3 separate regions of the Homo sapiens genome follow, and regions 1 and 2 are each linked to region 3. A link is an interaction called in ENCODE POLR2A ChIA-PET data of the cell type or tissue named here. Cell type or tissue: HepG2. All regions are shown on one strand. Each heading gives the region's core, and the rest is flanking DNA. Links, peaks and the distances in the headings are about the cores only.

The links. ChIA-PET counts read pairs that join two places held together with the same protein. Peaks named below come from ENCODE experiments on the same cell type or tissue, not always from the same donor. Only the 100,000 strongest peaks of a DNase experiment are listed, where the experiment ranks them.
Region 1: POLR2A ChIA-PET joins it to region 3 with 8 read pairs; 2 of 35 experiments call an interaction of 5 or more read pairs at or near these places.
Region 2: POLR2A ChIA-PET joins it to region 3 with 7 read pairs; 1 of 35 experiments calls an interaction of 5 or more read pairs at or near these places.

What each region holds. Positions count from the first base shown.
Region 1 is chr13:94,287,814-94,295,912 of GRCh38, reverse strand. The region is part of intron 5 of GPC6 (glypican 6); the gene reads right to left. Among named protein-coding and RNA genes, the nearest start is that of GPC6-AS1, 100 kb to the right of the region's middle. In HepG2, for the core only: no CTCF peak of the experiment used is centred there; a DNase peak (open chromatin) is centred at 3,652; H3K4me3 peaks cover 467 bases.
Region 2 is chr13:94,115,512-94,123,610 of GRCh38, reverse strand. All of the region lies in intron 4 of GPC6 (glypican 6), which reads right to left. Among named protein-coding and RNA genes, the nearest start is that of GPC6-AS1, 68 kb to the left of the region's middle. In HepG2, for the core only: a CTCF peak has its summit at 3,973 (motif pointing right); a DNase peak (open chromatin) is centred at 3,880; H3K4me3 peaks cover 342 bases.
Region 3 is chr13:93,763,152-93,771,250 of GRCh38, reverse strand. All of the region lies in intron 2 of GPC6 (glypican 6), which reads right to left. Among named protein-coding and RNA genes, the nearest start is that of GPC6-AS2, 91 kb to the left of the region's middle. In HepG2, for the core only: no CTCF peak of the experiment used is centred there; DNase peaks (open chromatin) are centred at 3,020, 3,790 and 5,220; H3K4me3 peaks cover 1,389 bases.

The DNA.
Region 1 (8,099 bases), core at 1,715-5,714, 520 kb before region 3:
AATTTGAATAGAGAAGATACTGTGAATTTAGAAATCATTGAGAACATGCTCTTTTCCTTTAAAAACAAAACTAAAGAAGTAGAAATAGAATGTAAAGCTTTATAAATAGTATGGCCATTCACTTTTTTCTTAGAAATCAGGCAGAAGGGACCAAACAACCTGTCAATGAAGCAGGCCAATTTTTCTCTCAATGTAAGAATAGTGTGGAAATTATTATTACATGGAAATTCCTCTAAAGCTCTTTGCTATGGAGGTGTTGATGTAGCCAACAGGCACAGACTAGAGTTGGATTGCTGACACAGTCTCCTGCACTACCCCTTCCCTTGAGCCTGCTTTCTCCTAAAAGCCTTGTTCATAGACATTTATTTAGAGATCCATCTCCCTTTCTAAGTGATTCCCTGCCATCAAAAATAACACCATACATCCATGGGTTTAATGAAGGGGTGTGGATTGCAAGTCTGATCTTCCGACCTTAGGTGCTAAAAACAACCCCACAGACTATCATAGGTGAGACAAGACCAATGAGTCAGTGCTCTTTAGAATTTAGGTACCATAGATATTTTTAATAATAGCAATTAAAATGCTTAGCCTTTGGGAGTGGTTTTGATTTGACTTACTCCATGGTAAACATTTTACATGGATTATATCATTGTGCTCTCAAACAACCTTATGAGTAGGTACTATAGTCATTCTCATTTTTAATGTGAGTTAATTTAGACAGATAAAAAATTTGCCCCAAATCACACAACATAGAACAACTAGATCCCATGTCAGTCTCATGTCAAAAATCTGACCTGGTAACTGCTATCCTAGTCTAAAGAATACTAGACTAACTTCAAGTACATTTTAAGGTATTTTCTATTCCTTATCGCTGGAAGTCTCTCTGGCATTATATTTTCATGTTCTGAATTCAACTCAGCACAATGTACTGCTTCTTCCATGTGTAAAACAATGTGTTAGGAAGACTCTTTGCAGAATGTTAGAATGAATAAGATGTAACTCTTGTCCTCAAATAATTTATAATCCTGGGCAGGAGAAAGTAAGCACAAAAATAACCGTAAAAAAAGGAATAATATGCTCACTGCCTTACAACGGACATGCTAATACAGGAGCTCAAAGGAAAAAACAGATAAATGATACTGGAACAAAAATATATTTATTTGAACTAAATTCTAAACTAATCCTGATATCTGAAAGAAGATATTCTCTCCATCTGAATTTCCAAGATATTATTTTCCCCGAACATTTTGAAAGGAAAAAGATCTGGAGAAAAAAAAAAGATCTGGATGCTGGAAAAAGAAACCTGTAATAATCAAGGCTATAATGTTCATAAAACTATAAACTATTAGAGCTGGTAGGGGACATTTAGATTAACCCCTCCTTTCACAGATGAGGAAACTAAGCCCCAATAGCTAGAGACAGAAGTTATTACATTCTCTGTTCTGTTCTCTTAGGGTTTTTTTTTTTTTTTTTTTAATCTTCATTTGAGCTGTGGATTGGGAAAAACTGTCTAGAGAAAATTAAGTACCTGAAGGCCATCCTGCTCATCTTTAATGGGTTCTACCCTCGTCGGTAGTAAGAATTAATTGAATGGATGGTTTCAATTGGAATGTAATAAGTCTTCCTTCTTAATTTAGATTATCTCTGACAAACCAATCTTTTCCTAGATATTAGGTTTGAAATTATTCCGAATATAGTTAAATGATATCTAGTGAGATCAGTTTCATCTTCCCTGATAGGATAGGAAGAAGGTTATCAACACATCTGAAATTCAAAGGCAGAGATTCAGGTTTTTTCTCCCTTCCCTTGGGGAATTTCCACAAATCTGCAAAGTTCTGAACTGTTGGGTAACTGCGGTTGTGGAAGATAGTGGAATAATGAAGGCTCTTCCCTGCCTTTGATGAGGATTGAAATTGGTGAATGTAGTAAGCTTGGTTGGGGCTTGAAGCACTAACAACTACATTTCTTATCAATAGGTTCCCTATATATAGTACGCTGTGGGTAACAGTCCTCCCTTAAATGGCTGGCTCCTCAAAGGCTGAAGTCTATCTGGTGCTGGTGGGAAGGTAATTACTGAGGAAACAGCATGGCATGCTGGGAAAGTCTTTGTCTTTGAATCTGACAGACCTGGGCTGCAATCCCCGTTACACCACTTGTTTGTTACACGACCTCAGGCTTGCTACTTAATCTCTCTAGACTTAACATTTCTTACCTGTATAATAAGGAAATGAATGTTCTTTACAAGAGTGCTGTGAGGATTTGAAATAAATACATAAGGCATCTAGAAAGACCAAGATGTCACCAGAGCAAGGACTCTGTCTTGTCCTCTGTATTAGTCCATTTTCATATTGCTATCAAGAACTGCCCAAGACTGGGTAATTTACAAAGAAAAGAGGTTTAATTGACTCACAGTTCCCCATGGCTGGGGAGGCCTCAGGAAACTTAAAATCATGGCAGGAGAAGCAGGCGTGTCTTATATGGTGGTGGGTGAGAGAGAGTGTGTGAAGGAGGAACTGTCAAACACTTATGTAACCATTGGATCTTGTGAAAACTCACTCACTATTACGAGAACAGCATGGGGAAAACTGCCCCCGTAATCCAATCACCTCCTACCAGTTCCCTCCCTTGACATGTGGGGATTATGGGGATTACAATTCAGAGATGACATTTGGGTGGGGACACAGAGCCAAATCAAAGCATTCTGTATTGTATTCCTTGTGCCTGGTACTTGGTAGAGTATTTGTTGAAAGGATACAGCAGGTGTTCAACCAAGGGTAACCATGGTTGTCACTGTTACTGGGAGATTCTTTCCTCAAAAGGAAATTGGGAAAGTTTTAATATGCTCTTGCCCCTGGTCTTTAAAAATGTATACATACATATAATATTGTACAAAAAGTATACAAATGCAGTTTGAAATGAGCGTCATGTTATTACCAAAATATTCTAACTTGGTTATACAACTAGGCATAGCCAATATATTTTTTGGAAATAATCTCAATGCGCCTCATCCCTAATAGCTTCCTTGTGGGCCAAATAGGAGAGAAAATGGATCTGACAGTCCCTATAAAAACAGATCTGAGACAAGACTGAAGCATGAACATACTTGGTGAGAATAAATCTTTTCTTTAGTCTCTAAGTCCCACTTATTCATGATCTCAATTATTAGGCAGGAAAAGATTAGCTATTCCTTCTCCTAGATATGATGTGAGAGTTTGGGGAAAGAGATATCCCATCTGAAACTGTGTTGTGTTCACCTTTGGCCTTCATATACATAAGAGAGATACATAAGAGATACATAAGAGAGAAAAAAGATACATAAGAGATACATAAGAGAGAAAGAAGAATTTTATATTGTGTACTATCAAAACTCTAGGAGAGGTTGGAAGCAATGAATGACAGGGCTGGATAAGAGAAATATTTAATTAGAATTTATCATATGGAAGTACTAGGCATAGTTGTAAAGGGAATCAGGCAGGAGGGAGCTTGGGTCGTCCTGGCTTTGCTACCTTTTCCTTACCTTCTCATTGCAGGTTTTGCTGAAGGCTGTTGAACTTTCTCCTAATACTTAATCTATTCAGCAAATATTTACTGAACCTTGCCCTTGTGTGAGATTGACTCAGTGGGCACTGACATCATTAGGGTTAGGGTTAGGGTTATGCATCGATTAGCGAGATGGGCTTTGGAATCAGATGCTCTTCTACCCTTTGCACCGTGAGACCTTGGTAAGTCACCTAACTTCTCTATCTTGGAAAATAACTTTTCTGTCTTTGCGAAATAGGGAGCTCTATCTCATCACAAGCACTATTATAAATATTACACAATAGAAACCATGTAAAACACTTAGTATTGTCCCTGGCAGTAAGCACTCAATAAATACGAGTTGGCAGTTATAAATATTGTTGCTTTTCTGAAAGAGGCTCTGGGAATGACTTCTAATAGTAACTGCTTTAATAAAATAAATGATTTCCAAAGGAGAAGTTGCCAATCATATCCTAGAGGAAAAAGTTATTTTAATTTCTAAACTTTACAACTCTCAGGATATCTGGCCCTAATTAGGAGTTAGCTTCTGGCCTCACCTGGAGCTTGCCTCTCAGAAGTTAACCATATTTCTGGTTATGTAATTTCTCAGCCTCAGTCTGGAAATCCAGAACTTCAAATGTGATGAGACTGTTTATCAAGAGTGTCCCAGGGTTTCTTTGAAAAAAAAAAAAAAAAGATAAATTCAATCACCCAGTTCTTAGCTAGAATATAGATTTTAGACTCTAGTTCATGTGTATTATAATTTCATGGATGTGGCTTATATGGAAAATGAAACTACAGATTTCTAAATTTAAAAGAAAATTCCATTCCCTTGATGAAATAAAATCTCTTTTCAGAATACATCTGTTCCACCAGCAAATCCTGTTGGTGTTTCCCATGGAATTTGTCTAAATTCCAACCACTTTACCTCTCCATGATATTTAAAGCTGGCTTTAGTTCTTCCTTAACTCCGTCTTCCACATTAGGCTCCTGGCTTCCTTTCCCTCTTTCCTGAAAAGTTTGGCTGTTCTCTCCTCTTCCTTAATTCCTTGCGTCCTCTTTTCTCTGTACCAGCCGTACCAGACACACTATTTTGTTTCTGTCATTTTTTTGACCCTTGGTCCTGTGTCCTCTCATGTGAGTGGACTCTTACATGCCCTATATTATCCCTTTTTTTTTTCTTTCTTTTCTTTTTTGTTTTGAGATGGAGTCTTGCTCTCTCGCCCAGGCTAGAGTGGAGTGGTGCAATCTTGGCTCACTGCAACCTTTGCTTCCTAGGTTCAAGAGATTCTCCTGCCTCAGCCTCCTGAGTAGCTGGGATTAACAGGCATGCACCACCATGCTTAGCTAATTTTTGTAGTTTTAGTAGAGACGGGGTTTCGCCATATTGGCTAGGCTGGTCTCGAACTCCTGACCTCCGGTGATCTGCCCACCTGGGCCTCCCAAAGTGCAGGGATTATAGGTGTGAACCACCATGCCCGGTCTCCCTATATTATTTCTACTCTTGATTTTAACATTTCTTACAAAGATATGTATCATATTAAAGTACATTCTTTATTAACAGCAATACTATAATAATGTAGTTGGAAAAATTCCACAAAAATGTCTAATTTGCATTCTAGTAATAAATAGCCCATCTGATCTCTTGAAGAATTTTTAATACTTGACCTAAACTATAGTTAATAACAAGGTATTTTATACTTGAAAATTGCTGAGAGAGTAGATTTTAAGTGTTCTCACCACAAAAAATGATAAATATGTGAGGTGCAATGCATTTGTTAATTAGCTTGATTTAACCATTTCACAATGTATACATATTTCAAAACAATCTTGTAACATCACATGTATATACAATTTTATTTGACAATTAAAAATAAATTTAAAGAAGATAATCATTTAGTTAGCAGATTCTTTGCACTGGGCCAATTTCTTTTTTTCTTTTTCTTTTTTTTTTTTTTTTTTTTACCTTTCTAGAGCCAGAGTCTCATCCTGTCGCCCAGGTTGGAGTGCAATGGCATAATCATAGCTCACTGTAGCCTCGACCTCTCTGACTCAAGTGAACCTTCTACCTCCGTCTCCCAAGAAGCTGGGACTACAGGCTCATACCACCACGCTGGGCTAATTTTTATTTTTTATAGAGATGGGAGTCTGTCTGTGTTGTCTAGGCTGCTTTTGAACTCATGGACTCAAGTGATCCTCCTGCCTCGGCCTCCCAAAATGCTGGGTTACAGGTGAGAGCCACCACACCTTGCCTCTTCTTTTAAATTAATGATTTTTATTACTTCATTAAATATCTCTTAAATAAAACTGTTTTTATGCCACTGACTTGATTCATACTAAACTGCTAGCATTGTTTTTGTGCCATCAATACAAACATCAACATAGTGGGGAAAGGCAAATCCTGTTTGTTTTATCATAAGGAATAGTTTTGATTTCTCAGACAACTCAAAGTGGTCATGGGGGCCCCTAGAACACCATGAACCCCAACTTGAGAACTGCCATTTTAATTTGCAAAGATATTCCATAAAACCGTATTATTTCTTCTTTGTATCTAGCTATTTTATAGATGAGGATGGAGCACTAAGGGATATTTCAACACTTAGTATATATTAAGAACTTAAAATCTGTCTTTGTGATATCAGTGAGTAAACTAGACATACCTAAAATCCAGGTCCCCTGATATCTGGTCCTGTGTTCCTTTTATTAAAGATTTATTTATTTTTCTAGGTTTGGATGGACATAGGGAACCAGTAGCAATGTAAAGGAGGAACATCTAACTGTCTAACCTCCACACTGTGCCACAAATTCCATGGATTTGTATGGCGGTGAGTGACATTAGTTACCCTGACTTGTTACACTACAAAACTTTGTGGGAGTGATTTCAGACATTGGATTCCATGTATGTAGACTATGCTCTCAGAAATAACATTTTTTAAACTTGAAGCTGGCCTCCCAGTCATCTCCCTGTGTGAACAGGCCAACTCTCCTAAAAAAGGAGCTCTTTTAGTTTTAAGTGAAGAAATGTAACTCCACTAAGAAAGCAGGGTGCAGGAGTGAAATGACCAGCCATGCAGCAGACTCAAGACAAACTGGTTGAGGACAAACAGTGTAACTATTACAGAAGTGGTTTCTTTTTTTCTTTTTCTTTTTACCTTTAAGCTCTGTCGGACTTGAGAAGGCATGGTTTCTTTGCTTGAAATGGGTCCATTTCTTAACAGTTGTTTGCAGCTCACTCACTGGTGCATTTCCTTTTTTTCTTCATTATGTATTCAACAAGCATCTGCCTACAATTTCTATGTGCCAAGTGCTGGGCTGTGTTCTAGCTACACAGCTGGGATCCCAGTCACTCATGGAGTTTTAGTGAGTGAAGTCAGGAGAAGACTTGTAGGGAACAAACACCAAACAAATACATATATATATTATCTATCTATCTATCTATATATCTATCTATCTATCTATCTATATTTGTTATATATATAACAAATATATATATATTTGTTATATATATTAGTTATATATATAACAAATATATATATTTATTATATATATTTGTTATATATAACAAATATATATATTTATTATATATAACAAATATATATATTTATTATATATATAACAAATATATATATATTTATTATATATATTATATATATATTTGTTATATATATATAACAAATATATATAATAGATGCTGTGACAGATTTCTGTGATAGAGAATTGCAAGATGGACATACTGAAAGGTAAGAAGAGTGAAAAACATTACAGAAGAGAGGAGCTACAAGTATACTCAAGGAGCTGAGAGAGAGAGAGACCATGTTGCTGAACAAGTAAACAAAAGGACCAGTGGTATTAAACAAGGTTAGAAGGTAGGCAGGGGCCAGATAATGCAAGAGCTTGCAGGAGTTTTATTCCATTCTAAGTACAAAAGAAGCCACTGAAAGGCAAAGTGGGAGACTGGGGACATGGAGGGAGGTGGGTGTGGTGCATGACCGTATTGATGTTGTAGAAATACTTTGGCTACTGGATGAAGAATAAATTGGAGGGGGTTCCAGAGTGGAAGCCAGGAGACCAGTGAGGAAGCTGTTGCTTTTAGAGAAACTGAGGTTCCTTGAAAAAAATATATAATAAGTGATAGAAACTTCCTGTTCAAATATGTCCAGGCCCTGGGGGAGGAGAAGCTTCTTCCTATTACTTATTATTGTCTGGTGCTATGTTATGTTAATTAATTTATATAATTGCTGATCTGTTCAGTGTCTTGTCTCTCCTTTTAGAAAGTAAGCTTACTGAGGGCTGGAATGGTGCCTTATTCACTCCTGTCCCCAGTACAAAGCCATGTCTTCCACATGGATTCCCAAAAAATATTTGATGAATGAATGAATGAATGGAATGAAAAGGGTAGAAAAGAATACTTGACTTGGAAAATGTATGCACACGCACCAATGGAAACAGACACCTACTTCTAAGAAGTTGTGATGGTCTCAAACTGCAGATAATTTTGTCCATGTGTTCCTCCTGTCCTAGTCTCTAGAGCTGTTTTTAACATTAGCAATCTTAGCACCTGATTACTTGAGCACCAACGG
Region 2 (8,099 bases), core at 1,715-5,714, 350 kb before region 3:
TTTCTGAAAAATGATAAATAAGATGTTATCTCATGATGATATTTATACCATCATATCTTAGTAACCAAGACTAGGAATAGAGAGAGATATAAGATGCCTTATGCAACAAGAGATGACTATTAAAGAACAAGGTATATGAATTAAGTTTACATATCCAGTAACTTAAGTATATATGTTTGATATACCTGTTTCATAATAGGATTAAAATATATATTAACATGATTAAGAGTTAAACATTTTTTGGGGAAGTGTTTGTATTTAACAAAGTGTTTTGGTTTCTTAATTTTTTCCTTCAAATTGAATGCAAAGTGACATTTAATATGGCTCTACATTTTATAGCTCAGACTTAATTTAAGGATTTTCTAGCTCATATATTTTTGTCATTGTAGATATTTTTAAAGCATATTTCTGTAACGTTTTCAAATATTGATACTTAAATATTTACTAATAGTATTTTGTCTATGTCTCACAGTTTTTTTAAGTTTTAACATTTTGAAAAGATTTATGACATTTATAATATAACTCATATATGAGAATGGCTAAAATATTATGAAATGATTTTTTAAACTGGGTTTGAGCTATTTCAGTAAGATATTAGCAAGGGCCAATACATTATTCAAAGGCAACAGGGATTCTTTCTTTAGCTTTCTAAATAGCTAAGACAGAAGCTTAGAAACATTTTAATAATAAACCACTACAGAAGTAAACATGTTCTGCAAACAAATTAGGTCATGGTTGCATGTAAGAAGAGCGTCAAAAACACACAAAGTGAGTAAGTATGATTTCTGAAGTAAGCATTAAAATTCAACATACACTGCTTCATATAATGTTGAAGCTTTATCTGCAAAATGAGGAAGTTGGAGAGATTTTTGCAGCAATTTAAAATATGGAAATAGCTCTCTTCTGGCTGATTTATGACGTGTGCAGAGTAGTGAATGAAAGAACTAGAGTTTAGCCTGGGAATACTTTTTCCACCAAATAACATTTCAGGTTTAATCCTGCAGTGTGGTTTCATCTATTTCTCATCTCCTTTCTTACCCATGCCAAAACTGCCCTGTAACGAGTCTCAGATCAAATAGGAAAGTTGGCCAACAGGCTGGAGTTGCAGGACTGGTCATCCAACCTAATTACTAACTTTGGGCAAAGCCAAACCTAACACACCTCAGGGAGACAGTTATTTATAATACACACTTTAAAATATTGAGTAAATGTCAGAGGTTCCAAGAGTTTGAAACGCAGTCAGACTGGACCTGACTTTAGATGCAGGCAGAACAATCTGAGTATCTAATTTTCCTGCTCCATAAAATGAAGTCAAATGAGACTTCATAGAGGATTAAATGAGAAAAGCCTGCAAAGTGCCCAACACAAAACATGGCACACAGTAGTTTCCAAAAAATCAGGTGTATTCTCTATATTTTAAAAAAAATTGTGGCTTTCATTTTTATACCTCTTACAAATAGAAAACTTTTTTTTATTTATATATAATAATCCTGCAAGAAGGACCTTTCACATTATTTCTTACCCCTCCAAGCACTATTCCATTCAGACATAGTCTATCTTTTAGGGTGCCCCATAAACTAGACCAGTAGTTTTAAAATTGTTTAACGGTAGCACCAAGACTCTTTTTTCCAAATGAAATCTTATGCTGAATCCTAGTAGATAAAGATATGACTCATATCAGAACAGTTGTGCTGAAGCATGGAATGAGTGGTTGGGTAGGAGGAGCACAGTAGCCCAAGGACTCCTGTATTACTGAGTGTGAAGAATCTTGAACATGAACAATGCTGATTCAATAGAAATCCACAGACCCTGGAGAGGTGCAATGTACAGCTCTATTTTAAGATTAAGAGGAAGTACTGATGATAATCTTTAAAAAAATCAGCTGGATGACTAACCTAATAACTGGATAGTTACAAATATCTCTGTGTCTATGTTTTATTTGGGTTCACAATCATGTTGGCTTCCAGCCCTCATCTAAATTGATAACGCTTAACAGATAATATATCGTTAAGTATTGCCGTGTATCCTAATTTCAAAGATGATAATCATCCAATGTCCATTATATTCACGTTAAATTATTTTTACCAGTTATAGAAATGAAACTTTTCTTCCTAAGGGATAATTACTGCTTGAAAAACATTTTTATTGAATGACTTTTGTGTTTCGAGTTATTTAATAAACTGAGATTTGGATGTGACATTATAAAAACTGCAAAGTGCGATAGGATAATATACAAAAGTAATTATCCTTGGCTAGAGAGAAAACAATAAAGGTAGAATTAATCTGTGGGTTTTGTGTAAAACTAATGCCAACCGTCTTTATTCCTGTGCTTCTACAGGGCCCACTCTGGGAACACAAGAATGAAGATAAGCAGTCATTACAATGGAAGAAAGTGGTGTGGCAGAGGTATGGTACCCCAACAGCACATGGTGGTGTAAGCTTGCTGAAGTCAAAGGGACCTGTTGAAAGAGGTTTAGTCATGACTAGGCTCTGAAAGACTCTGCACTAGATCTGTACCCAGCGTTGATTCTCCATTAACATTTTCTAGCCTCATTTCCTTTGGGTGTTTCCCTCCCATTAATCTTTTTAATGGTCCCTCTGTGAATGTGCCTTGCCTCCTGGGTCACTCTCAGACATTTTAACAGAGATCACCCAGAGACAATGCTTGAAGCCCAGAGAACTGAACTAGTGGGAATATAATCTGTCTTTGCCGGCTGTTGGGAAAGGGAGGTAGCACTCCTTAAATCACATCCCTAGATGGCTGTCTATCTTATTTAATCAGAGAAGAACTCACTGGCTCTCCTGAACACCTGATTCATTGATTCCTCCTACACCTTTCCCCACATCTTAGTGTTTGTCTTTCCTACTAAAACACTCTCAATTTCCTCAGGCTTTATTTATAAAGTCTATATTTATATTCCAAAGCCTTTATCAGTTGTATTCAATTGTGGGGGCACAAACAATACTACGATCAATTCTGTGGTTCACAAAGCAAAACAGAATGTTTTCTCAGTTGTAAAATGCTATCAGTTGCTAAACCCACATTGATTTCATACCAGCTTTTCAGGGGAAAAAAAAAAAAGAAACCATATGTATTAAGTGTACATGATCAGTTTCTAGATGCATCCCAACTTAATCCTGATTTCAGAAACATTAACCGGAAGAAACCTGGCCTTTAAGAATAGAGGAATTAAGGTAAGTGACTAAGGCCAGGATCATACTCTCATGCTCTTAAGCTACTTGGGAGGGAAACCATGGGCAGGTGCAGGGTTTGTCCAAATGTTTTCTGCTGAATCCTAAAGGTTTTGGAAAACCTCCTCACTGGTCTCCCTGCTCCTGCCTTTGACCACCTATCACCTGTTTTCAGAACAGCACTGCGATCCTTCTACAGTCTGGTGGTGTATGTCTACTGCTTATGAGCCCTCACTCCGAGGAAATCCAGTGGTGTGCTGAAGCCAGCTCATACCAGCTCAAGAGAGCTGACAAATTTTGCAAGCTTGAGAAACGCAGCCATTCTTAAAAATTAAATTACATAAACATATAATTATATACATTATATTTAAAACATAGGTAACTCATTCTCAAAACTCATCCCTTCCTATTACGCTTTACTATATCATCTATGCTCTTGCAGCTATTTACATCTATTTTATCTATATGTAAGAAATACTATATGAGCGTTGGTACCGCTGCACTTCCCTTCCCAGCTCCACATTCAGCAACGTCCTGCTTAGTCTCAGCCCTGGTGTGACTGTTTCCACTATAGCAATTGACAAATGCTACAAATCAAAGTCAAATCTCTTCCCCTTCATTCCCCCAAGAGCTGATTGTTAAACATTTACTAGCATACTGCTGAGTAAAACAAAGTCCTTACACAGGTCTACAAGGCACTCTGAGATCTGGCTCGCTTCCCTCTACTCAAGCCACACTGGTGTCCTTGCAAGGGCAGACTCATTGCACAACTCCAGGGGGCACTGGTCACAGTGTTTTCTGTGTATGGTGCTTCTCCTGCCCACTGCCCTCAGCCAAGTTGTGTAATTTGGAGAAACGATTCTTACCTGGGTCTGGACAAAGCCAAATACAGTCCTGTCTCCAGGCTTTGCACCTGCTGTTTCTCCTGCCTGTAATGCTATTCCCCCACAACCCCTGCCCTATTGCTCCTTCACCGCCTTCAGTTGTCTGCTCAAAGGTCACCTTGTCAGTGAAGCTTTCCCTGACCACGCCATTTAAAGGAGCAAACATCCCCTACCCCTCCTTTGGCTCTCCTAGGCTCCCTTCTCTGCTTTATTTTTCTTCAGAGCACTTATCACCAACTGACATACTGCATCTTTTACTTTTTACTTCATTGTTGTCCCTTTTTTTTCTCCAGAATGTAAGCTCCAACACAGCTCAGGCTTTGTTTTGTGCATTAGATACCAACGACCTGGAATAGTGGCTTGCATATAGTAGGTGCTCAGTAATATTATTGAATAAATGAGTGAATATATGAGGATATTAACAAGAATTCTGATTTTATACATATATGCACACACATATATTGTAATTTTAAATGTATATATATATACACATACATATATGCAAGTGTACACACACACACACACACACACACACACATACATAATGTATATACAGGCCAGGAATTTGAATATCTAGATTTGAGTTATGGCTGTGATGCTGATGGACACTTCTTACTGGAGGTTTAGTCGAGGAGCCTGCTTATGCCCAGAGACACTCTCTGAAGCAGAAGTAAAGCACAGGAAGTGTTTCTTTGGCATATAGTAGGTTTCTCTTTCTGCTAGAACAACATATGGGAGCCTGACTCTGTTGAACTCCCTTAGAGACAGGAAATTTTCTCATCACTGAAGGAAATCAAGGCAGGAACTTAAACTAGTTCAAGAAAGGTGGCTATAGCTAAAGAAGGGAGAATAAACTTCAAAAAGCAATAGAAACCTTGACTAAAAGAGAAAGTATGAGTTTTCCTGAACAGGGACACAAGACATGAGAAACAAGAAAAGAATAATGCAGGGCAAATAGAAAAAGAGAAGGAGAAACGCCATATGTTCACATGAAATGATTTGGGATTGGCAAAAGTGAAGATCTGTCAATATCTAAGACTCTCCTGATCGTCTCTGTATTAGTCCATTCTCATGCTGCTATAAAGAACTTCCCGAGACTGGGTAATTTATAAAGGAATGAGGTTTAATTGATTCATAGTTCTGTACGGCTGGGGAGACCTCAGGAAACTTAAAATAATGGCAGAAGGGGAAGCAAACATATCCATTTTCATATGGCAGCAGGAGAGAGAACTGCCAAGCAAAGGGGGAAAAGCCCTTTATAAAATCATCAGATCTTGTGAGAACTCACTCACTATCACGAGAACAGCAGCATGTGGAAACTGCCCCTATGATTCCATTATCTCCCACTGGGTCCCTCCTATGACACTTGGGGATTATGAGAACTACAATTCAAGATGAGATTTGGGTGGGGACACAGACAAACCACATCAGTCACCATTCTTCTTCATATTTCTTCCATATTCAATAATTTTAATAATCTAATAATAGGCAATTTTACATTAAAATCTTCCTTTTACATGGACTTTAGAAATCATTTTGGATATGTTAAAGCAGAAACATATCTCAAACATTACAACCTTCATTTCAAAAAGTTTTCAATGTTTCCAAATTACATGTCCTCAGGAAAATAATTTTCCAAGCATGCTCCTACTCATATGCCAATAACCTCCAAATCTATATTCAGAAATCATCTTCACCTATGAAAAACCAGATGTATTTGTGTTATTCATTTGCCCCAATGAGTAATTGCAATAAATGGGAAGCTGGCCTAAAATGGGGCATCCTATAGGCAGAACTGAGAATTGACCGTTGGTCCATGGTGCCTGCTGAAGTTTAAGTGTTCTTTCCTTTCTCTACCACTTACTTTGTTCTCTTCTTGTCTGCAGGTCCTAACACTGAACCTGGCATAGAGCAAGTGTTTGGTAAATATGTTCTGAGCCAACAAATGAAGGAGTCCAATAAACAGGATGACTTGATTTGCCTTGACCACCTCTTCTTCCTCTTCCCATGATTCTTTATGAGCATGTGTGATTTAGGTAATTGTTCTCTAAGCCCTATATTGTAAATGGTAATTAAGACCAATGATAGAAGCCAAATTCCGAGTGACATTTCTTCTTCAGGAATAATAAAAGTTGGTTATAACATCTACCCTTGATGTTATTCACCTACTCAAATAATTGCCTGGGATTTCCATTTGTTAATGACATAGAATTATTATTCAGGATACAACACCTTTGGAATTATAATTAAGCCCTGGGTTTCTCTGACCAAGCCACACTATGTGTCTGGTGCTAAAAGCAGAGTCAGTGAGGTGGAGTCCATAATGAGTGATTTTCCTGTGCATTATAAATCATTTAGGGGAAGAAAGCAGTCTTATTATTAGGCAGAATGCTTGTGCAGCTATGTTGGATACCAAGTAAGGAACAATGATTGTTATGGAATTAACAAGATATTAACGTCGCTGCTCCTTAGTGCACTGCAAGGGTAATTGAAATACTCCAATGCTCAAGTAATCTCATGGGCTTCAGAAACATAGTACTGTATTTGGGGGGGAAAAGAACCCCAAACTCTGTTATGTCTCATTTTCATTAAAATAATAATAATAATAAGAGATCAACTCATTATGACAGTGCCTTGAAGGTTGACAAAGAAGTTGATGTTAACATGCTCACCTAACCTGGGCAGCAGCTTGTTAGAACAACTGCTTTTGAAAACCATTACTCCTTTTAATTGCTGTCATCTTCACTCAAATATCCTTGAAGGCAGTGTCTAGGCAACTGTAGCCACAGAATCATCATCAGGGAAGATGGAAATAGGAAAGACCATGAGTTCATTCTCCATCGTAGAATACAAACGTAAGCGCTAATGTGAACACTTGCTTATTCAAGGCATACTTGTTTCAATGCTTAAAATGGAAAGTTATCTTCTGGGAAATGATCAATTATTGTAAGGAGGCAGGATAATATGACAGGAAAGAAACCAAGGGCTTTGGACAGCCATACATGGTCATATTTATTAACCATAAAAGCCTGCCCACCTTTTATGCATGTGAATTCTAAGCTCAATGTGTTCAGGGGCTCAGAATGAAATGTTAATATGTAAGGTCCCCTGTCCCCTTCCAACCCTTTGTGCACCTTTACATATGACAATTGGGACTTCTTTTAATTTTCTCTGGTTCTTTAGCTTTCTGAGTTTGGAGGCTGTATCTGTCTCGTTCACCACCGTAACACCAATATCAAGCGCAACTTCCAGAATGTAGTAGGCATTTCATTCATGTGCACTGATATGGTAAATGGGGGTGCTGTATAGATTAAAGGAGTTAAGATACATGAAGTTCCCAGCATCCAGGAACTATTTAGTTAACTATTTGTCTTCTCTCCCCAGTAAACACAATTTGTTAAAATGTCTAATTTATAACTAAATTACTAAATTATAACTAAATTACTAAAGCACTTAATGCTGATACTTATTATTTATAATTATCCTATATTTTCATATCAATCTCAGAAAATTAGGGGTTTCTAAACCTTGAGTCCTTACAATATTTCTATGAAATAGGTATGGGGCAATACAGGCCCCTCATTAAGAAATCTTGATACGTAAAATTAACTAATTCAGAGAGTGAAAAGAATCACCGTAGGACTTCTATAAATATTAAGCTATTTTTGTAAACTGAAAAAATATTCTTATTTACTATAATGTGATTTATAAATAGGACTACACAAACTGTATAAAGCTAAAATGTCTAATTTTTACAGTTTAAGAAAGTAGAAATGGTATAAATATCCTTCATCAAGCATCCACATAGAAATGTTCGTAGGTTTGTGTTGAGAACTTAGGAATTCCAGTTACTGGGCCAGGAATTTCTCCTTTAGAATACACAGGTTTCTATGAGCTACCAGTGTACACGTAAACAAAATCCTCACATCTCTTCTACCTGGATTACAGATCACCAAATTCTGGTCATGACTAGCTGGTTTGGGACCTGAGGAAGGGTCAATGAGTCTGTTCTCTGTGACTACG
Region 3 (8,099 bases), core at 1,923-5,922:
GCCTTGTTGGGTTGTGTTTCCAGTTAGTTCACTGATGTACTTTGTGACCTTGTATGCAACTTAATTTCTATCAAAGTGGCTGAAACAACTTGCTTTTAAAGATGACTTGTTTGCTTATTCTGGGGAGGGGCAATGCCAGCAGTCCTTCAGTGTATGTGTTATCAATATGTTTGGCACAGAACAGACTGAATGAGCAAATGGCTTGATCTGTGAGACAATGCAGATTACTGAGACTGTAGGATAATGCAACAAGGAGTGCTGGATGATGTTACAAAGCACATCCTCTGCTACCTAGAGGGTTACGTTACGTTTTATGATTTCATCAGTCAACAAATTGAGAACCATCCTAAGGATGAAAAAAAAAACTACTTAAGTAAGTGCCAAATAAGTCTGTAACCTTATTTGACCAAGAAAGTATGGGGGAGAAAAGGATTTATTTCTAGAGGAAGTGGGTCTTGGTCTAATATTAGCCTTAAGTTGAAGTGCTGAGAACTAGATAGAGAGTTGCAGGGTTGATGTCTGCAAGCAAATTTCAAAAAGCAGTTGCTGGGTCTGGGAATAGACACTACTGAGGAAGAAATCATTACAGTCCATAGAAGAATCCAGAAAGAAGGTGGGTAGAATCCCTCTCCTATCATGGGAAGTGTGGATAAGCCTTTCTACCTCCACAAAGCTTCTGAGGCACAGCCCCTTTGAGTCAGAGAGAGAAAGTCCAGTTAGCACACTAGCTAAGAGGGCCTGTCTTGGAAGAAGATGATATAACACATCACAGCTCAAAGAAATGGTGGCATGCCTCAGACCACTGCCGGCTTAGGAGACCAGTGAGAAACTTCCTTTACCAAAGATTAGTATTCCAGGAAGCCAAGAAGAAAATAAATACCTTTGGACCTAAAGAGAAATAATATGTAACATTCATTGAACACTTAGTATCAGGCATTACATTAAGTGCTTTACATATTTTATCTCATTTAATTCTAAAACCAATGTTATGAGATTGTTGCTCTCATTATATGTAATAAACCACGCAATAACTAAAAAATATGCAAAAATAAAAATAGATAAGTAACATAACTATTTTATACCCATAAAAGTGGGGGTTGTATGGTTTTTTAGAATAATTAGGATGGAAAGATGGAAAGCAGACAGATGCATGCACTATTTTGGCCCTCATCTTCAACCCTAAATAGGGTAACTAAATGTCTCAATTTACTCAGAAGTATTCAGGCTTTAGCACACAGCTCAGGAAATCCTTCGTTCCTTGGCAAACCATAATGGTTGGTGATCCCATTCCCCCAACTACTAAATTTTGAACTACTTGGCAAATAAATACAGAGATTTAAGCCCCAGTATGTCTGGAGTCAAGTCAAAGCATGTTTTGCTTTAACAATTTTCCAGGTGATGCTGGTGCCTACCAAGATTGGAAAAACACTGACTGCAGCTGAAAGAATACAGGTAAAGCATGAATCATCCTTCCCAGGCCTGCATTTATTTAGAGGTTGTGTGTGCAAGCCAACTTCTGCCTTCCACTTAATTCCCATCTGGTTGAGGTGCCAAGCCACCCATAAAATAACTATAGATTGAAAGCAAAGCAAAGCAAGTGTGCAAGCACAAAGAGAAAAGTTAATTAAAAATATGGAAGGGGTAAGAGTGTAGAAATAAGGTGAATGAATGGATATCAGGAGAAGAGGAGTGCAAGAGGAAAGCAGTGCCTGGGTTTGGAGGTTTGGAAGGGAAAGCTGTGGAGAAAGGTGATCCTCCCAGACTCTGCGCACATCTTCTCCCTGCTGCTTTTTGGGGCTGTCTTTTTTTTTTTTTTTGTCACGTGCAGCAGCCACTCACAGCTTGTGTTTCTCTGAAACTTGGATCATTTTACCAGCTATTTAATAAGACTAAATAAATGGTGTCAGCATCAGAAAGCATTGCACATTTTGTTTAGAGACGTGTACATTCCTTCTTGCTATTAAACTGTGATAACTTTTGGCAAGAATATTACTTTGCTCTGTCTTCTCTGAGAAGAAATTTTCCTTCTGTTCTCACATGGCCATTGAAGAAACAAAGACTACCATATTTAATGGAAGACAAAAGGGCATGCATTTGGGAAAATATTGACTTAGAAAACCTTATCCCTGAGAAAAAGATTGTAAGGGAATGAGCCGATGAAAAATCCCATGTGATTTACAGAATTTAGAAACTTCTTTTTTTGCTAATGTTAATTTATCACTTAAAATTGACCCAGAACATTAAATCAATACCAATTTTAGCTAGCCACTATGTTTTTGGAAATTAGAGTTTAAATCCCACTTTTGTTAAGTAGGAAAAAAATAATCCCATAAAGCTCCCAGTTGGGATCTAGTAAAAGGGCATCCTTTTATGAAAGAAGCTTCCCAGAGAGCAAGCAAATAAATGACCCCCAAAGAGGACTGAAGGCTTTTTACCATAAATGTGTACTATTTTCAACATTAGTTTAATTAAGAATGGATATAAAAAATAAGTCTTCAGAGCCTGCATAAGCCAGCATTTATCTTTAAAAAAATTCCTGTATGAATTCCTGTACGAAGATCATCTTAATGGCCATCACTGCACGCGATCATAACTTTCAGCACTTGCCTTCCTCTGCTTTGTCTCCTCACACTTTTACTCATGCCTTGTTCCTAAATTTAAACTGAAATGAGGACAGAGAAGGTGTCTCATTCATTTCTCTGTCCATTTGTTCATTCATTCATTCAACCCATATTTACCGAGTGGCCGGTATGTGTCAGGGTTAGTTTTAGGACCTGGAATACAGTGGTGAATAAAAATGCAGTCACTGAATTATGTTTACAGGCTTGGGGAGGTAAGATTGGTAATCGAATAAGAAATCATGATGACAACTGTACGTGCTATGGAATGGGTAAACTTGTGACACTAAGGACTTAATCTTGAATAATCAAGGAAGGGTTTTCAGGGAAAATGACTGTTAAGCAGAGTCATTTGCTCTACAGGTTGGCAATAATTAACCAACACTAAACGGTGGGAAAAGCAGTGCCATCCATAGACAAGGCATGAGTTAGAGCAAAAGTGCTGCAGCCAGGCACAGGCAAGTCCTGAGTTCATCTGTCTCCAGTAAGCACTCAGGTCTGTGCCTTGAATGTGGCCTCCACGCCACATGAGTTAAATTACAATAATAAAATTCCACCTAGATCAAAGTGTATGTGAAAAAACATGAGGTCAGCATTATCCTTCAGATATTTTTAAGGGCTCTAATCACCCTTAGGTTTTTTTTTAGTGCTTATTTCCATAGTGCTTGTAACTCAATAGCTTAAGAAACCAAATCAGTGAGGGGGAAAAAAGAAAAACGACTAAATTTTTGCTTGAAGATGAGTTAACGTTTGTTTAACAACAAGAATCCAAAGGACATCAGATGTTTCCTCATCTGTGTTCTATACATGCATGAGTTGAAAGTCAGAATAAACATTTTTTAAGCTCAGCAAATTTTCCCCTCTGAGCCGGCCAGACGGTACAGCTAAACACTAAGATGGTGGTTAGTAATCAGGCCCTTCTTTGATGGTAATCGGTTTTTACTGATCAGTGCAAGAGTGTTTCCAATAATTCCCCCTTCATTTATGAAACAGAGTATGTGCTTAATTTGCATCAGCTATACATTGGAGCAAGCGTTTGCCATTTGCTTGTAAAAATAAAGGCTCAACAGCCATTCCACAAACTAAAATGGGGTTATTTTAGCTCTACATTCCAGTTCATTTTGTTTGAAGAAGAGAATTTTCTGACTGATAAGGATTCTAAAAATATTTTTACTCTGAGGCAATAGACACTAAGTTCAAAGTACAAATTTGCTTTTTTAACTGACTTCGAACACCGAAAAATATACTCTCAAGTTGATCTTTCCCCTACTTTTGTGAGTTTCCGTGGTATAGAGCTGAAACTCATTTTGCTTTACTTCTTTCAACAAAACATGATTTTTCTGGTGGAGCACTTGTTGCTTTTTCATGGTGCATTAAATAGCAACTCTAAGTAAGTCCAAAATACAGCTGCTTCTGTTCTGATAAGCAGCCGAAATTATCTAAAAAAAGGAGTACCTTCATTACGGCACATCTCTTTTCAGTCAGTAGCTTCCCAGTCCTATAATGCTTAGCATACTGATTATTTAAAAAGAAATAATTATGTCACTGAAGATTAATGTTAAAGAAACAATATCAACACTAGTTCTGGGGAGCTTAGCTTAAAGCACTGCAGAAGAAGCCCAGAGTCACCACCACCGCGGGGGAAAAAAAAAAATTAAGTGCATTTTAAAGCACTGTGTTTTGTTTTTTAATCCATTAGGAATGTCCACTCAGCTAAAATGAGTGACCCAAAATGAACTGATTTCTTTGGCCACCAGTAACAATTATATATATTTGGTTTTAAGCTAAGCTTAAGGAGATAGTTAAATATATGTGGTTTAGTTTCATGAGAATGAAGCCAGTCACATGAAATACTATTTTACGGGACTGTTTCAACAAGATGCCCAAAAAGAGAATTTTTTTGGTAATAATGCTTATGGAGAATATCTTAATATATTTAATGATAAATAATGATAAAAATACTTACAGTATGTCTTTGTATCATTCTTCCTTTCCTTTCCCAAATTTAAGTCCACTTAAAATAGTTTTCCTTGGACATAATATAAAATCTATCAATACTCTTTTTAAATTTTTATTTCAAATTCCATTGGCAGTATATTATTTTCATTTATTTATTTACCTTTTATAAAATTATAGTAAGAACACTTAACATATTATCTACCCTCCTAACAAAATTTTAAATGCACAATATAGTATTGTTAACGATGGGCACAATGCTATTCAGCAGATCTCTAGAGCTCATTCATCTTTTAATTTAATGCAATTGATTAACTGGACTTCTTAACAAAGGAAAAGTTTCAGACTTGAAACTTACCCATGCAAAATCCATTAATGACTGCACTATGACTTGGTCGTATTTCCAAGGATTCAGGAGACATCTGCAGATCTCCTTCAATTTTATAATTTCATTAAAAACGGCATCATTTGAATTCTTAATTCTTTTGCTGAATAACTTCTGAAAATTTTTATAAAGTTTATATTTGAATAGGAACAGAAATCTGTACTGATTAAGACCTATACAACTTAAAACATAGCCTTTTCTTTGCACATGACTGCAAACACCACCAAAATATCAGAACACCCATGGTATGACTTGAGTGAGGTCTCAAAGGTCAAGGTATCTACTACTACTGTAAAGTTGAAACTTATGGCTCATTTGTCATTGACGTAATGTACTAACATAGGAGGCAAGGTTGCATTTGGGCTAACAGCTTGAGTTTTACAAATGTTAACTTTTATCCATGATATCAAAAGGTTAACTTTCAAAAAAAGTGAAACAACTTGAGAACAGCTCCATGTTATTCTTGGAGGCACAGGCCCATTCCATGAAGTGAAAATTCTCTTAACAGGAATAATAGCAATGATTTTACTTTTAAGAGGTCAGCACTAGAATCAGATCAGATACCTTTGCATTTCATTAATTGTCCTGTATTTCTGTAGCTTTAGGGTGCTATGTAATTTACCACTGTGAATGTTTGTTAAGTGGGACAATAATTATCCCAAAGATTAACCTTACTATGAATAATGCAGGTAACCTGGGGCATACATTAATTCTGTGACAAAGTTTTGACTTCTCCATATGATTCTATTTTCTAGAAGGCACAGAAGTGAAAATGTAAGTTAAACTCATCTCATTTTTTTTAAAAAAGTTTATAATATAAATAGTATATATTAATGGAAGAGAAATGAAATTTATATCCCTTAAACCTTCCTTAGTAAAATCCTTAAATATTATGTTTGGCCATTTTTCATGCATCTTTATCAACTGTAACATCTGGTTGCATATATTTATAAGTACAAAGATTTCTAATACTTAAACCAAATAAGTTGTCTTTCCAGACAGCTTATCTGGAAAGTTGTCTTTCCAGACAGCTTATCTGGAAAGTTGTCTTTCCAGACAATTTATCTTTTTTCATAAAAAGATAATGGTCTATGGTCTATAAAAATGTGTTTATTTCAATTACATAGAGAATCTAGGTATATCTAAATGGACCTATAAAAACATATGCTTATGAATTGTTTAAAAAATCTTGTGGGCATGCCCGGTGGCTCACGCCTGTAATCCCAGCACTTTGGGAGGCTGAGGAGGGTGGATCGCGAGGTCAGGAGATTGAGACCATCCTGGTTAACGTGGTGAAACCCTGTCTCTACTAAAAATACAAAAAATTAGCTGGACGTGGTGGCACGCGCCTGTAGTCCCAGCTACTCGGGAGGCTGAGGCAGCAGAATCACTTGAACCCAGGAGGCGGAGCTTGTAGTGAGCTGAGATCACGCCACTACACTCCAGCCTGGGCAAGAGAGCAAGACTCTGTCTAAAAAATAAATAAATAAATAAAAACATTGTATTAGTTTTTTCTGAATGACTTAATTCTAGTCTTCCAGGACTATATTTTCTCCTTCTGTTGCTCTTTTAACTGTGGCTTTGACCATGCACCCCTTCTGCCTCTAACCTCACACAATGGTTTTGTTAACATAGATATGTCATTAATATGGTTATAGGTGGCCTTTGTGAGTGTGTGTGGTGTGTGTGTGTGTGTGTGTGTGTGTGTTTACATCTTTATTTTTTTCTCATAAATAACTTTCATATTCTTTAAAAAAAAGGTACAAAAAATATCCCAAAAAGTCTCAAATTTTGGTGGTCCATCTGTGGCACTAATTAATTTATTCCTAGTAGATATGAACCAAACACTATACTAAAGTTTAAAATAAAATGTTTGGAGTTATCAAGGTCCATTTGAAAAACCAATCCACATAAGAAATTATTTTTATAAAGGCATGTTAAAAATGGCAAGGTCAAATATAACAAAATATTACAAACACATCACTTCCTAAAAATGCTATTGTTGCATATAATGAAAGGTAGCATTTTGTAGGATTGGAGGAGTCTGATTTGTTTATTCCCCTCTCCTCAACAAATCAGACCCCTCCAATCTTACAAAATACATAGCAAAGGGTCTAACATATAGCAAAAGGTCTACTATATATTAGAGGCTTAGAAGCTTAGGACTAGGTATCTAAATTAAGAGGAGTATCTCTAAGAAAGTGGGATAGTTGGGCTTTAGGTGCTTAGGTGATTGGCAGGGAGGTACCTATTGAGGAATTCAAAAGGAATCAGTAGATCCGATCTGTGATATAAGTGCAAAGGTTTGAAAGGACAACAACTTATTAAAACAAGGGTATAGACAGTGTTTCCTGACATTCTATGCAAGGAAAGCCACATAGAATATGTGTGGTAGATATTTATGGAATGGGATAAAGGAGAGAGTCTTGCAGGGTGAAGCATGGCCTAGATAAAAAAAAAAAATAAAGATGAAGGGTTTGCTAATTATTCCAACATCTCAAATCTTGGGGAGAAAGCGTAGGGTCAGCAAGTTAATGCTAACACAGCAACATGTTATTGGGGGAAAGCAGATAATTTACAAAGTGCACAAATTCTGCTGACAGATATTTCTTTTTAGAAATCAGAAGATGTCTTGGCTGAAATATCCTATGATAAATCATGGGAGTTTGGAAAGAACAGTTGTCCAGGATGTCTTTGAGGACTATATTTGAAACTTGTATCACATAGATTACTTTATTTCTTGAGAACTCCTTGAATGATGCCTGATGGTAATGGAAAACCTCTCCGAGAGAGTAGGTGCAGGGAAACAGCTGGGGGCTACCCAAAGTCCTATGATATGAGAGGATAGGGGCAAGTAGCCCTTCTGGGGCTTCATTCTGAGAACTCCATCTGCACAGAAAGAGCCACCTCACCACCTTGCCCTTTGATTGTAGGCTATGCAATGTGATGTATGATTGATGAAATTGTGCTATTCTTTGCTCCATGCATCATAGGGAATCAAAGAGTCCAGCTGATCATGGCAACAAAACCTCTGCTTACCACAAGTGAACTTGCATCACTAAGAAGCAACCTATGTCTAATGACCTTCAGAGTGTCTACCCCCAGTGGTAAATTACAGAAGTAATCAATAACATAGTAAA